Regions from separate parts of the Homo sapiens genome. Here region 2 is linked to region 1. A link is an interaction called in ENCODE POLR2A ChIA-PET data of the cell type or tissue named here. Cell type or tissue: PC-9. All regions are shown on one strand. Links, peaks and the distances in the headings refer to the core of each region. The heading gives the core; the rest is flanking DNA.

Region 1 (7,976 bases), core at 1,394-6,393:
AAATAGCATTTCATGGATCAGACTGATCAATATACCCAAGCAAAGGTGGAAAATGGGATAACTAGCTTCTAGCATCACTTATGGATAAACCCACAAAAGGAGTTGCTGAATTACACCTAGGGCCCAACCAAGACTTTCTTACCCAAATGAACACAAAGACAATTCTCTCCTTTGCTTCTGGGTTACAGGATTGTCACTAGTGCAATGAGGGGCTTTATACACTATGTGGTTACCAGGAACACCGGAGTTTTTCACAAGGACCAGGGGGACCTGAAGACAAAGGGAAGATTAGAAAAGCAAATGCAGACATATTAGATTTGAAAAAGTTGTTTTTCTATATTTCAGACCCCCAGACCACAGTTCATAACCACTCATCTGGTCTTAGCTCCTCATTTTTAAAAATAAGGAAATAACAGCCAGAGAGGAAGGTAAGTAAGCCAAGTGTACACAACTTATTGGTGGCAGAGCTGGGATTGAAAACCATATCTCCTGAACCCTTTCCACTAACTAGCAAATAAATGTTCTTATCATAATGAATCTATCCTGCACCTATTTTACTAGAAGCCTCTTCCTAACTCCCAACCTTCCTCTACCTACTGTCACCACCCAAACCATCCAGCCCACCACACAGTTTTATCATTATGACATTTCTGACAGAGTAATAATTCAATAAATATTTATTGAGCATCTTTGGAAGTTTTTTGCCAGATACTATCCCAGCTAAATCTTGCAGAAGACACAAAGTGAAAGTGGCAACAGTCATAGTATCTGTCATAGTAATAGTACCTTCTAGTATTTATTCAACATCTCAGGCACTGCCCTGTGCTATGCAATTTATATGCATTATCTCATATAATCCTCACAATCAGACTTGGACATATATACTATTTTTAGTTCTATGTTATTTGTTTAAATTTTCTTTTTAACTTTAATTTTTAATTGATACATAATGATTGTACATATTTGTGGGGTACAGTGTAATGTTTTGATACATGGATAACGTTGTGTAATGATCAAATCACGGTAATTAGCATATACATCACCTCAAACATTTATCAGTTCTTTGTGGTAAAAACATTCAAATTCCTTTCTTCTAGCTTTTGAAAAATACAATTCATTATTGTTAGCTATACTCACCTTACTGTGCAATAGAAATCAGAATGTATTCCTCTTATCTAACTGTAACATTGTACCCATTCACCAACCTTTCCCCATCCCGGCTCCCTTATTCCCTCCCCAGCCTCTGGTAACTTCTATTCTACTCTCTACTCTATGAGATTAACTTTTTAAAGACCAGAAACTATGACATACAGAAGTCAAATGGCTTCCCTCAAGTCACACACCATAAATGGTGAAACTTGGATTTAAATCTAGACAATCTAGTACCAGAGCCCTTGATGGTAATCACTACACTAGGTATTTTCCATGCCTAAGATCAATGTGGAGGGGAGCTTTCTATTTCTACCCACTCAGTTTTACACAACACTTTTGAGATAGTTTCTCACTGAGAATCTCCTTTGGAATGGCAAACCTAAAGTGATTGCCTCTTCTCGGCCTCGCTTCTCCACCGCTTCAAAGTCATGCAACATAATACTCTCACTTTAACAGCTGGCTGCAATCTTTGCATTATTGGAGAAATTCCAGGTACTTACCAATCATATGGTTTCTCAAGAAATAGATTAACGTAAGCAGTTATCACAGGTCCTCTTTTGTTCTCCTCTCTACTTTAGAGACATTAATTAGAATCTCTAATACTTTCCTGCCTAATAATCAAGCACGTAGAAAATATTAGTTAGGTATTCCTGAAACAGTCACAGGGCCAGGACACAGATTCTACAAGCCACAAGATGGGGAAGTTATGGGTGAGGCCAAAAGCCATCTAAAGCAAATTTGGAATTATACCAAGGTGCTGTAAAAGCTGGCAGGACCAACTATTCTTTGGATAAAGTAACAGATACATAGCCGAGGAGCTTTTTATAATAAAAGACACAACGGTGTAAGTATCAATCTGGATTTCACTCCTGCCTCAACCACTGTGATAAGAGGTAAATTATATCTCAATTTGTATCTATAAAATGGAGGTAATGATACAAGCCTGGCAGGGGTGTCTTGAAGATTAAATAAGATAATGTATGTGAAAGTGCTAGAAGAATAGTAAATTGCTCTATATACTTGAGAGGGGTTTGCTTCTGAGGACACTGCCACTAAGCAACACTTGAAAATAACTTACCACATCCTACACATTTGCCTTTATTAATTCAGCAAAATAAACTTGTTCATAGTAGATAATTAGACACTTATTATTAATTTCCAATTTCTACCACCCTTGTTGATCCAATATGCTGCCTTTACTGATCTTTGCCATAATAACAGTAATTTCTTTCGTTTGTTTAGCTTTTTGTAGTTTGTAAAGAATTTGTTTATTTTTTAACAGGTCTGTAAGTGTATAAGGTTTGTACTGCATGTTTACAAACAGTAAAACTGGGGCTTAGAGAAGTGATATGACTAGCACAGTGCCCCACAGCTGATACAATCTATACAGAAAGGATAGGAAAAAGAAGGAAGAGACAGAAAAACATTGCTAGGCTAATAATACATAACATGGTCTTTTAGAAATGTTCTTTCTCTATGTTGACAAAGGAAAAAAAGATTCTTCTACAGTATCCAAAATGACCATATGTTTTTTGTTTTATTTTATTGTAAAGGCAGTGACCAATTTGCAAAGACAATTATTTATTAGAAAATGATAAATGGAATTTTTGCAATGTCACTAAAATGATTTCTTTAAAAAAAACACATAAAAACTATAGGCATGTTATTTCTGTTGCCTTTGCATAAAAAAAATCAATTATAAAATTTGATACTTTCTATTCACATTGTTTAAGCTATCTAAAAATACTGGCCAAAGCTTTTAGAATGGGGCTTGAGGAGAAAGAAAATTGAAAAATCGAGAAATAGAAACTGAGGAGAGAAAAATGGAAATGTAGTGTGATTGCAGACTTAAATGTCATTTGCAAATGAAATGATAAATTGATATAGTCTTACATGAGAAGGCATTGACTAGGAGATTTGGGCTCTCTCACCAGCTTTGCCAGGTGACCTCGGAAAACAATGATAATAATAATAATAATAATAATAATAATAATAATAATAGAGGTTATAGTTTATTTTACCTTTACTAGGTGTCAAGCTCCGTGCCAGATGCTTAAATGGATTAGCTCACTTAAGCCTTACAAACTTTGCTGACTACTATTATTATTATTCCAATATTACAAATGAGGCATTTGGGGCTCAGGTTTCTCAAGGTTATACAATTTAAGCAATAAAAGATGCCAATATCTGATTCTAAAGGTCATACTCCTTTTAAAATATAATACTCTCTTTCAAGTAATCTCACTCTGTGAAAGGCAATTTTCTCTCACACAAGTTATCCCTAGGCTATAATTCTCTATTTCAATGGTTAATCTGCCATGTATCCATCCGTGGTTTCAGGATGTGACTCAAGAGCACTGGCTTCCTGGATAGCTAATCTTATTTCAGGAAGGCCATCCAACATGTATAAATGCCTGTTCATAGCTTCTGGAGTATAGTCATGACTCAGCACCATAAACAGAATCTCTGGAACCTGCCAGGTTTTGAGGCCTGATAACACACTGAGATTAATACATGGCTCAATGATAGTACAATCAGCCTATGACCTGGTGGTGAATCAAATCTAATTTCGGTAATAACTAGTAAATAACATGTCCTGCAGTGGAGTAGCTTATAAAGAATGCTGAAGATGACTTTGTACTATGAAACACAAAAGGGCTTTGAATCACACAGATGCATCATGTTTGCCAGTAGTAAAGTTGTGTCAGTCATGTCCTATACATATACACAAGGAACTTAGGAAGATGCTGAATTATGAAAATCATTGTATGGAATTGAAATACATGTAGGACTTATTTTTAACAAATATCACTTTAACATCTAGCTCTATATATCATGATTATATTTGCATCCCTGATAAGATTACATACTAACATTATTTGATATTTATAAAATATGTTCAATAAATCTACAGTTCTTGTAAAACCATGGGTAGTTATTCTAGGCCATAATTATTTTCATATTTATTTTGTAGAGACAGGGGTCTCATTATATTGCCCAGGCTGGTCTCAAACTCCTGGGCTCAAGTCATCTTCCTGTCTCGGCCTACCAAAGTGCTGGGATTACAGGCCTGAGCCATAGCGCCAGGCCCCATAATGTTTTTTTAGATGCTTTTCCTGTATGACATCTTGAGTTCATGTGGCTAACAAGTTTCCTGCAACACTGTCAAAGCTAGACAATTCAGTTTGGAGCTACCATAGCAACATCTAGGTTTACAGTGTTAATTCATGAAGCAGTTTACAAATTTCAGAATTTGTCCCCGAACTGAGATCACAGGTTTATTAGTTTATAATTCTATCCAACAAACCACCAACATGCTTTTTGAAAACAACCCACTAAAATTTTTTTTTGCAACCCTTTAAATAAAATCCCCCAGGTCATCAATTAGTAAATATTTCTTGAACAGGTCAAATAGTTCTTACTAAATATACCTTACATTCTACTCCAATGAAGTCATAACTGAAGAGTAATGCACTGCCTTGAAAGGCACTACTGCTCTGGAACTAGCGAAACAATCTCTTTTGTTCAACACTGTTCTCTGTACTCCCAGATGCTCCCAAATACTTGTTTGCAAACAGGCAGGGAATACCCAAAACATTCATGTCATGTGACCCCTTTAAAAGTAAATAATAGGATATACTCTACCCACTCAATACTCAGTAAAAATAGAATACAAAATGTACAATAGCAATTTTTATATTCCTTCCAGGTAATCTACCAGTATGTTATTTATAGACTGTAAACACATGGAAATGTGGTATTATATTATATACAGGACTATTAGTTATAGAAAAGAATGTTATAAACAATTAAATATTAATATTTACATTACATATTAACTATTCAATTATTTCAGGAAGTCTACTACATGCTAGGCACTGTTATAGGTACTGGGGATACAGCAGTGAACAAGACAAAGTAGCTACCCTCATTTCTGGTGTGGGAGACAGACAATAAACATCAGATAACCACAAGATGTATAAAGAAAAATAAAGCAGGATAACATGAAAGAATAATGGGAGGTTCATTTTAGGTAAGGGTAGTCAGGGAATGCCTCTCTGAGAAAGTAGCATCAAGGACTTCAGTGATGTAGGGAATAAACCAGGTAAAGATACAGGGAAAGAATGTTTCAGGTAGAAGGAATAGCACATTCACTGAAATAGTAGTTTCAGGAATAGGAAGACCAGCAGGATAGGGAACAGAAAAAGTTAGATGATCTCACAAATATAGGAGAGGGTAGGCCATGGTGATGAATTTGCTATTTATTTTTAGTAAAATGGGAAGCAACGGGACAGTTGTGAGCAGTGACTTTGATATGGACAGGAGACAGGGAAATACTGGGTAGAAGAGGGCATTTCCCAGACAAAGGCCCCACCCTCAAGCCTGGAAACCCATGGCCCTAAATGGGAATAGGCATTCCTGTTTTCACGTCCAAAATGTTGCCTTTTTGCCCACCATGCCCCCTTATCCTGTACACGTATAAACCCCAAACCCTAGCCTCCATGAGGGGACAAACAGAAGCTTGGAAGAATGGCAGAAAGGCACAGCAGAGAGAAGAGAAGGAGCGTCTGAATGCCGAGAGGAGTTCGGCTGGAGACAATCAAAGAGGAGTTCAGCTGCTGAATGGCCAAATGCCAGGGGAAGATGATCCTCTCACTCCACCCCCCTTCCAATTCCACATCCATCCCACAGAGAGACACCTCCACCACTCAATAAGACCCCCGCATTCATCCTTCAAGTTCGTGTGTGACCTGATTTTTCCTGGATGCTAGACAAGAGCTCAAGATACAGAAAGCTGTCACACTGGCCCTCTGCCCTTGCAAAAAGGCAAGTCCACTGAACTGTTCAACACTTAAGCCATCCACAGATGACAAGGCTAAAAGAGTGCACTGTAACACATGCCCACTTGGGCTTCAAGAGTCACAGACACCCACCCCAAGATACTGCCATGGGTCCAGAGCCCAAAGCACTCATCCTGGCTCTTGCACCTGCCCCTCTGCATGCTCCCCCTCCCACATCCCCCTGTTGCCAGAGAGCCATATCCTCCTGTCGCAGGTTCTGCGAAGGGGCCAGGGAACTCTCCCACCTCAACATGATGTAGATTACATTTTAAAGGGCTATTGTATGCAATGGAAAGGTAGAAGCAATGACCCGGCCTAGAGATGATGGTGACTTGGACCAAGTTGATAGCCGTGCTGATAGAATTTACTGGTGGATTGAGTGTGGAGTATCAGAAGATGATGGCTTTATTTTGGCATGGCCATCTGGATAATTGTTTATGGGGCCTAGGGATGATGGTCAAGAGTTCAATTTTGGATGGTTAAGTTTGAGCTGACTAACTAATATCCAAGGGGAGATGAGTAGGCAGTTGGATATTCAACTCTGGAGATAGGGGGAAAGACCAGAGCTGTAAATATAAATTTGGGAATCATCAGGATATAGACAGCATTTAGAGCCATGTGATTGATTGACGTCACCTAAGGTAGAGTGTACATGAGACAAAGAAAAGAGGGCCAGTGACTGAGACCTTCGATATATAAAAGGCTAAATAGATTTTGAGGGGCTACCAACAAAGGAGACAAAAGAGAGGCCACAGAAGTGAAAGGAAAATCAAGTGGGGAAAATGTTTCAAGGATAAAGTGATAGACAATGTCAAAAGCTGCTGATAGGTGGAGTAAAATGAGGCCTGAGAATGGGCTAATGGTTTAAGCAAGGTGGAAATCACTGGTAATATTGCTAAGGGAATTCAGTCAGTGGCATGTTGGGGGAAAAACCCAGATTAAAATGAGTTCAAGAAAGAATGGAAGGGTAAATTTGGACACAGTGAGTGTGGATAACTATTAGGGATAGGAAAAAAACAATGTTTGTTCTATTCTCATGCAGGCAATACAACAAATTCTTCATCTCTGGTCACCAAAACGTATGGAGATTTCTCCTTCACCAACAACCAATCACTTCTCCACTAATTCAAGACAATTCTAAGGCTATCTACGAGGAGATAGTGTCAGATCCCTCAAGTTAAGAGTTTAGTCCCTCAAGACTGCCCCCATTTCAGATGCCAATAGCAAGCCCTGGGTTTTGACTTGTGTTTCTGACTTCTGGGTATGATTAATTTGCTAGGATAGCTCACAACTCAGGGAAACACTTTACTTACTTTTACCCATTTATTGTAAATGGTATTACAAAGGATACAAATGAACAGCCAGATGGAAGAGATGCATTAGCAAAACATGAGAGAGAGGGCACAGAGCTTCCATGCCTTCTCCAGGTATCTCCACATGTTTAGCTCTCCAGAAGCTCCCCAAACCCAGTCCTTCTGGGTTTTTATGGAGACTTCATTATTTAGGTATAATTGATTACATCATTGGTCATCGGTGATCAACTCAACATTCAGCCCCTCTCCCTTCCCTGGATGAGGGTGGTGAGGAGATTGAAGGTGAGGAGATCATGTGGTTGGTTCCCCTGGCAACCAGCCCCCATCCTGAAACTAACCAGGAGCCCCCAGCCAACAGTAATCTCACTAACATACAAAAAGACATTTACCACTTAAAAGATTCCAGGAGTTTTAGGAGCTATGTGCCTGGAAACTAGCCAAAAACCAAATCTACATATATCTTATAAATCACAAAAACACAGTCCACCTCCCCTTTTACAAACACAGATTCTTTACATCAAAATGATCATATAAATCAAAAGATACTGGCACACTCAGTCCCATTCAGTCATTAATACAGTCATGCACTGCATAATGATGTTTTGGTCAACAAGGAACAACATATACAACAATGGTCCCCTAAGATTATAGGTGAGCTGAAAAATTCTTA
Region 2 (7,976 bases), core at 1,269-6,268, 64 kb before region 1:
AAAGCAAAACCTGATAGAACTGAAAAGAAAAACAGACTAATCTATAATTACAGTTGGAGATTACAATATTTTTCTTTCTATAATTGATATAATAATGTAGAACAAAATCGGTATGTATATAGACAAGTTAAACAACACTAACAACCAGAGTTACCTAACTGACATTTGTAGAACATTCAGACAACCATAGCGGACTTTAAATCCTTTTCAAGTGTACATGAAACTTTCAGTGACAGACTACATGTTCAGCCATAAAATGTGTCTGAACTAATTTTTAAGATTGAAATACAATGGAGTATATTCTCTAACCACTATAGAACTAAATTTGAAATCCATAACAAAAGGATATCTGAAAAAGAAATCCCCTAAATATTCAAAATTTAAACAACACACTTGGCCAGGTGTGGTGGCTCATGCATGTAATCCCAGCACTTTGGAAGGCCAAGGCTGGTGGATCACTTAAACTCAGGAGTTCAAGACCAGCCTGAGCAACGTGGCGAAACCCTAGCTCTACAAAAATGTAAAAATTAGCCAGAGGTGGTTGCACGTGCCTGTAGTCCTAGTTACTCAGAAGGCTGAAGTGGGAGGATCACTTGAGTCTGGGAATGCCAGGACTGCTGTGAGCTGTAATCTGGCCACTGCACTCCAGCCTGGGCAACAGAGCGAGACCCCCATCTCAAAAACAGAAATAACACATTTTGATTCTGAAGTTTTCAAGCTCATTTTTTTAACAAATACATTAAAATCATAGATTCATTTAAATGATAATATAATAAAAGCAAAACATTTTATTCACTTAACATGTAAATCAGAATTCACTACTTGGAAGAAATATGTTGATAAGCTGTTGGGGGTGAATCCTCAAGGTGTATGCTGAAGTGCAAAAATTGGTCCCTTAGATGACCTTCTAAGACGAGCAGGTCCGTATAAATGTGGGGCCCTTTTAATTTGAGCATTTTGGATAAACATCTTTGCAAAGATGTTTAGGGTATGATCAAAGAGAAAAGTATTTGAAAGTGATATAGGTGAATGTAATCCAAGAGAGGTAGGAGACAGAAGCTTCCCACTGTGTAAAGAACTAAGGAATACAGAATCTCATAGGCAGGTTGGCCAAGAAGGGTCTTTGGAAAATGAAATGTCTAATATGAGTTTTTAGTGGATTGCTGTGTGCCCTCCTCATGTTCCCACAAAACCCAAAGGCTACTAATACAAATCATGATATGGTTGGTATGCTTAAACTTCTGAAAATCAAAGCTGGTGTCAAGCTGTGTATCCTGTTAGACCTGTCCCTGAAACACTGCTAGCACACACGGACTGGAGGACAATTGAAAATTGGGATACTTATATTTGCCAAGCTATTAGCAAATACTTATATTTGCAAATACTTATATATTGGCAAATACTTATATTTGCCAAGCTATTAGATAATATTTCTTTTCTTTTTCTTTTTCTTTTTCTTTTTTTTTTTTTTTTGAGACAGAGTCTCACTCTATTCTGTTGCCCATGCTGGAGTGCAGAGGCATGATCTCAGCTCACTGCAACCTCCACCCCCCGGGTTGAAGTGATTCTCTCTTGCCTCAGCCTCCCAAGTGGCTGGGATTAAAGGCGCCTCCCACTGCACCCAGCTGATTTTTGTATTTTTAGTAGAGATAGAGTTTCACCATCTTGGCCAGGCTGGTCTTGAACTCCTGACCTTGTGATCTACCCACCTCGGCCTCCCAAAGTACAGGGATTACAGGCGTGAGCCACCGTGCCTGGCCGATAATATTTCATTTCACAAACCATCTTGATAACTTGGCCAGCTTGCCTCACTTCCTCATAGAAATTGTCAGGTCTGTAGTACATAAAGTGAAATGCATGTTTGTCCAAATATAATCAAGATGAAATTTTTAAATTTTCCACAGTCCACTGATCAAAGGCAAAGCCTCTCTTCCTTGATAAACAGAATCTTCTCAAATTTCTTTTCACTCATCTTATACTTGGGCTCTGGCTAGGCTAGTGGCTCATGCCTGTAATCCCAACATGTTGGGAGGCCAAGATGGGAGGATCATTTAAGGCCTGGAGTTTGAGATCAGCGTGGGCAACATAGTGCGGCCCTGTCTCTATTAAAAACAAAAAAAGCCAGATGCAGTGACATATACCTATAGTCCTAGCTACTGGGAAGGCTGAGTGAGGTAAGAGGATCACTTGAGTCCAGGAGTTTAAGGTTGCAGTGAACCACGATCATGCCACTACACTCTATCCTGGGCAACAGAGAAAGACCCTGACTGGATAAATAAATAAATTAAATTAAACATAACTGGGCTCTAATGCATCATGTTTCATCATCTTTTTTTTTAAACATTAGCCAAGACATAAAGTTTTACCATGTCTCATGAGAACAGCTCCCTCAACTTTCATCTCAATATTTCTCACATTAGATCTAATCCATTGGCTGACCAGAGAGGGGACAGATATCATGATATCTCCTTCTATCATCACTGTCTTTATCCTCCGTCAAGTCCCTGTACACAATCCAAAAGTCCTCTGCTCTACTCTATTGAAAAACAAAATCTCCCATATTAAATAAGTACAGAAAAGAGATAAGAGGATAGAAAACCCTCCCTCTCAACAAAGCCTGGATTTCAAGAGGAAAACATTTCCTTCAAGTTCAGTCCTAAAATCTCTCACATTAGGGACTCATTCTAATCCCTCTTGAACATTATGAATATATTAACTGATCATATCTTTGAATTTCTGCTCTAACTATCCTAAATCTTACCAGACACATGTATGCATCTTCTAGAATAAGAGGGAGACTGGTGCAAGGCAAAGAAAAAATTATATTAAGATACATCAAAAAGTGTTCTGCTGGTTATAATAGTGTGTGATTTCCTAAAATGATGACTTTGAACCAGATATCACTAAATCTTTAATATATATTTTGGATGATTATGTACGTAATTACCCATACTACTTTACTTTTTCATGTTACAATGCATTATTATTTAGAGAAATTATGTTAGTCAAAATCTCGTAAACCTGACAACTTCTATTGTATTTTTGCCTTTGGTCTCAGAGCAGTGCCCGTATCACCCATTCCAAATCGATGTTCCTCACTGTTACCAGAGTGATGTTTCTATAACACTAATCATATAATTCTAGAGTTGAAACTCCTTAAATGAATTCCTTCTCCATCATTGACACTTATGTCTTCAACCATCACATGCTTATGACCTCCAAAACTTCAGCTCAACTCTTTCTGCTATATTACAGACCCATATTCAACCGTCTACTGGATGGATACACTCAGCTGGAAGTCGACACGTTCAAATCTAACCACTGATTGTTTGTCCACCATACTAAACAATTTTAAGTTCTCAAAATGCATTTATACTTTTGCAAATGCCATCAACTCTGGAAGGAAGTTCCAACCCTACGACTACCAACTCTCACTCCTATGTCCTTTCCTTACTGCCCCTTATAGCAACCTGTGGGTCCATTAATAACATTCTTTAACATATATTGAGTGATTTGTGCCCAATGCTTTAAATGGATTATCTCATTGCATTTTCAAAACAACCCTATGAGATGGATACTATTATTATCATCATTGTACATATGAGAAAACTAAGACTGAAAGAGTAAGTATTTTTGCTTATGTCGTATAATGGATAAAACCAGGGATGGGAATCCAAACAGACAGCCAAACTCCAGAGCCAGAGAACTCAGCCCCAATACTATACTGTCCACCCTTTACATAATACATATCATATATCACATTTCCTATAATTGTGATTTTACTTATATGTCTTCCGAACTAAATTCTGAACAATTTGAGAGAAGAGACAATGACCATCTTGTTCACCACTTTATCCACTGTCCCATGAACAATTCCTAACACACAATAAATGCTCAATCAATGTGTGTTGAGTGTATAATTGTAGAGTTGAATCAATGAGTGGCTCCCTTTAATTGTTTCTAGGCAATCCTGCTTAATGTAGCACTTAGTTAGCTTGAATCTACAAAAAACAAAACAAAGCACAAACCTTTAAGCTAACAGCTTAGTTACATATTCTTTTCACTTTCTTTGGGTCTTCAATTTTGTATGTCATCAAATTACAAAAAGTATCATTTATTATGCATTTTATAATTTTATGGTGGTTATGATACATTATCAGCCAGAGAATAAAATGACTAGTAATAGACAGCTAAAGATTGATTCAATAATAAGAATCTCCAAACAAATATTAAGTGCAAACAAAAAATAAGCTTTAGAACTAGCATACAACTTTTAGAGATTATGTGTTAAAAGTCATACATTACTGACACCCAGTGGAAATCAGATGTAAAGCAAGCTTGGTTTATGTAATGATTTTCATTTCCAACTATAAAATTAGTGGTTAGACTATCTTTATTTGCATCTACTTTCATTTTATGCTTTAAATTTATAATTTCACATTTCATATACATAACAGTCATCTTAGAATTTTTTGGGAAGTCCAGAAATTTCAAAGAAAAATATTGTTTATTAAACTATCACCAAGAAGCAACAACTCCAATATTTTAAACACAATTTTAAACTGGGTTCCCTACAACAATTGTGTTTTAGAGGAAGTATCCCGACATATTGCCTATGTCTTTAGTACATGAAAAGTTATATTCATATAATATTAAAACTATGAGTAGCTGGTGATGGAGTCTGTACTCCAAACCTCAGCATCACATAATATTCCCATATAAGAAATCTGTACATGTATCCTCTCTATCTAAAATAAAAGTTGAAATAAAAATAAACATTTTTAAATGGAAAAATAAGAAAAAGTAGGTTTTATATTTTTATAAGATACTATACAAAAATAAAAATGAACTACAGCCATATTCAGATATATGTATGGAACTTGCAAACATAATTAAATTAGTCCAACATAAGACAGTGAATTCTGTATGATGCCATTTAAATAAAGTTTAAAAACAACCAAAAAATACTATGAGGGAAGCAAACAGTAGAGGAAGTTGTATTCATTTCATGTAAGTACCATCTAATAATATTTTGCATTTTCCTAGTGCTTTAATCTTTACAAACCATTTTAAATGCCTTATACAATACTTCAATATAACACAAGAAGGTTTCTTCTTTTTCTTATAATACAAAACAGGAAGTTCTCTCCTTTTTTGATATAATTAATATGCAAGCATTAAACAAGCGAATCAACAGTCCCCTCTAATATTCTCATGTCTTGATTGTTTAACTGCCAAAAGCACTGTATCATTTTGCTGCTGGTGAAGTACATAAAAATTCCTAAAATGACAACAGGAGATCACGAACACCATTGTCCTGAATCTTGCCTCTTGCAAAAGGTTCAAGCAAAGTATTTTGCTACATTTAATGTTCAGGTGAACTTGTCAACTGAAAATCAAAACCACATTCACAAGACAGCTGGAAGAAATGTGTATTTTGCACTGGTAGATAGCCAAAAGAAATGAGAACTTCTGCTTTGATGTTTTAGCTTTAAATGAATCTCATAGTGATCGTAGGCCTCAGCATAGCGGTTCTTTTTTGAGATGGAGTCTCGCTCTGTCACCGAGGCTGGAGTGCAGTGGTGCGATCTCGGCTCGGTGCGATCTCGGCTCACTGCAAGCTCCGTCTGCTGGGTTCAGGCCATTCTCCTGCCTCACCCTCCCGAGCAGCTGGGACTACAGGCGCCTGCCACCACGCCTGGCTAATTTTTTGTATTTTTTAGTAGAGACGGGGTTTCACCATGTTAGCCAGGATGGTCTCGATCTTCTGACTTCGTGATCCGCCCAACTCGGCCTCCCAAAGTGCTGGGATTACAGGCGTGAGCCACCGCGCCGGGCTAGCATAGCGGTTCTTTTTTTTTTTTTTTTTTTTTTTTTTTTGCCTTTTGAAACCAAATATTTAATATTTTCATTAAATTGTTTTAATACAACTTTAATACATTTAATACAAATGCCAACTGGAAGACCAAGCCCAGAAATTCAGAGGAAATAATCTTCCAAACAAGGAACACCAAGGTGATCTTGTTCCACTCCAGCCGCAATAGTGGTGATCATAATGCTGCTAGTCAGTTATCCAGATTATCGAGTGTTTACCACATCATCGATTTTCAGAATGCTCCTAAGCTATTGCATTTCACTGACAAGTAAAATTTCAAAAAACTTGAGGGTTCTGACATAGGTTTGTCACTTTTAAAATTCTTTTCCAGGTATGGGAATTTAAAAAATCATACTTCAAGCCATTATGTCATTCCCTGAAAGCAGATAATTTAATATTAAAAATGCAGGAATAAAATAATCAGTATCTAAAGGGCAATGCTTCATAAGACATGACAATTGGCAATTATACCATTTTATATTTGCCACTCTTCACAGACAGGTGAAAATATGATCAAGTACTAGTCATTGGAAACCTCTCCTCTACAACACATTGTCAAATCTTGCCCTCTGTCACTGTTTGGAAAATGTGGCTTCTATGTGAGAGGTTGTTTTATTCACCAAAGTGTTTATCTTAAATAGTGGAATCAGAATTTTATGGAAATGTGATGTATATATATATATGTAAAAAATTTATTCATTAGTTAAAAGGAGATACACAAATAAATAGTCAGAACATTTGATTTGTCAAAAACTGTTTAAGTACATTATATTTATTGTCTCCTATTCTCACAACAATTGCATAATGTAGGAACTAATATTACCCCCATATTATGGTTGAAAAAACTGAGACACAGAGGTTAAGTAACCTGACTAAGCTTACACAATTGGCAAAGGGCCAATAAATATTTGAACACAAGGAGTGTGAATCTAGAGCCTGCACTGTTAACCAGAATACTAAAACCCTGAATCTGAATAGTTTGTTTGCCTTGCTTTCATAGGTAAAAGACAACAGAAAGAAAAAGTTAAATAGCTTTGAATGAATAATGCTAGTCCAAGTTGGTTAAATTAGGATTTTGAGACTATCAAAGAGCATAAACTTCTATATCTCTTGTGAGTTTGTAAATGATTACAGGGGAGTCAGGAATAGAATAGTCAGTTGCCTTCTTTCTCCTTTATTCCAGAAGAGAATATGTCTGATACAAATAGTCTTTATGGGGGCACAGCAAAAATTTATCTCCCATTTTGAACCAACCAATCCTCTTCCCTTACTTGGATTAATAAATGAGCACCTACTTTGTGCAAGCAGTGGGCTACTGATTTAGGACAATATAAAAAAGGAAGAAACTCTGCTTTCTGTTCTCAACAAATACAGATACAGAGAAAAATATACTGTGGCTTTCAAGCCTGTCTCCGTATTGAAATTACCTAGAAAGATTTTCAAAAAGTTTATATTCCTACACTCCATCCCAGATTTGCTCCACCAGAAACTCCAGGAGTATAGCTCAGGAATATGTATATTTAACAATTGCCCCCAAATGATTTGTTTTGTGTGTGTATTCGGGTTCAAAACTTCTGCTGCAGAGTACTGACACCCTTTGTAGTATCTGGATGATATTTTGTCTTTGAATTACAACACTTCTCTTTTACAAATATCATGTAGGGTCACAAAACTATTTCAGAAGTCTTCTCTACTACTCCAGTGGAAAGCTGAGAATGTAAAGGCAGGATAGAGCTAGATCATGTAAAGCGTTGAATGCTGTGATAGGGAATATGAATATTATTTTCTAAATTAGTGGTTCCCAAATCTGACTGCAAATTGGTTTTATTTTTAAAATGGGGTTTTAGGAAAATAGTTTATAAAATGTACTAAATTACTATCTCCAAGGACAGAGCTTGAACATCTATATTTTTAAAAAGTGTTGGCAAAGATTCTGAAGCAGCCATCCACAGAGCAGAATTTGGGATCCACTGCATGTAAAACCTGGTCTATATGCTCCACCAGGAGGTTGCAGACTTGGTTACAATTCAATGTCACAATTCAACTTCAATGACTCTGCCCTGGCTTATAATAAAACAATGATCATAATTTAATAATAGCA

What was found. ChIA-PET counts read pairs that join two places held together with the same protein. Peaks named below come from ENCODE experiments on the same cell type or tissue, not always from the same donor. Only the 100,000 strongest peaks of a DNase experiment are listed, where the experiment ranks them.
Region 2: POLR2A ChIA-PET joins it to region 1 with 8 read pairs; 2 of 35 experiments call an interaction of 5 or more read pairs at or near these places.

The regions. Positions count from the first base shown.
Region 1 is chrX:115,019,708-115,027,683 of GRCh38, forward strand. No RefSeq gene overlaps it. Among named protein-coding and RNA genes, the nearest start is that of IL13RA2, 6.1 kb to the left of the region's middle. In PC-9, for the core only: no CTCF peak of the experiment used is centred there; a DNase peak (open chromatin) is centred at 3,594; H3K27ac peaks cover 2,719 bases.
Region 2 is chrX:114,955,630-114,963,605 of GRCh38, forward strand. No RefSeq gene overlaps it. Among named protein-coding and RNA genes, the nearest start is that of IL13RA2, 58 kb to the right of the region's middle. In PC-9, for the core only: CTCF peaks have their summits at 4,291 (motif pointing left) and 4,493; no DNase peak of the experiment used is centred there.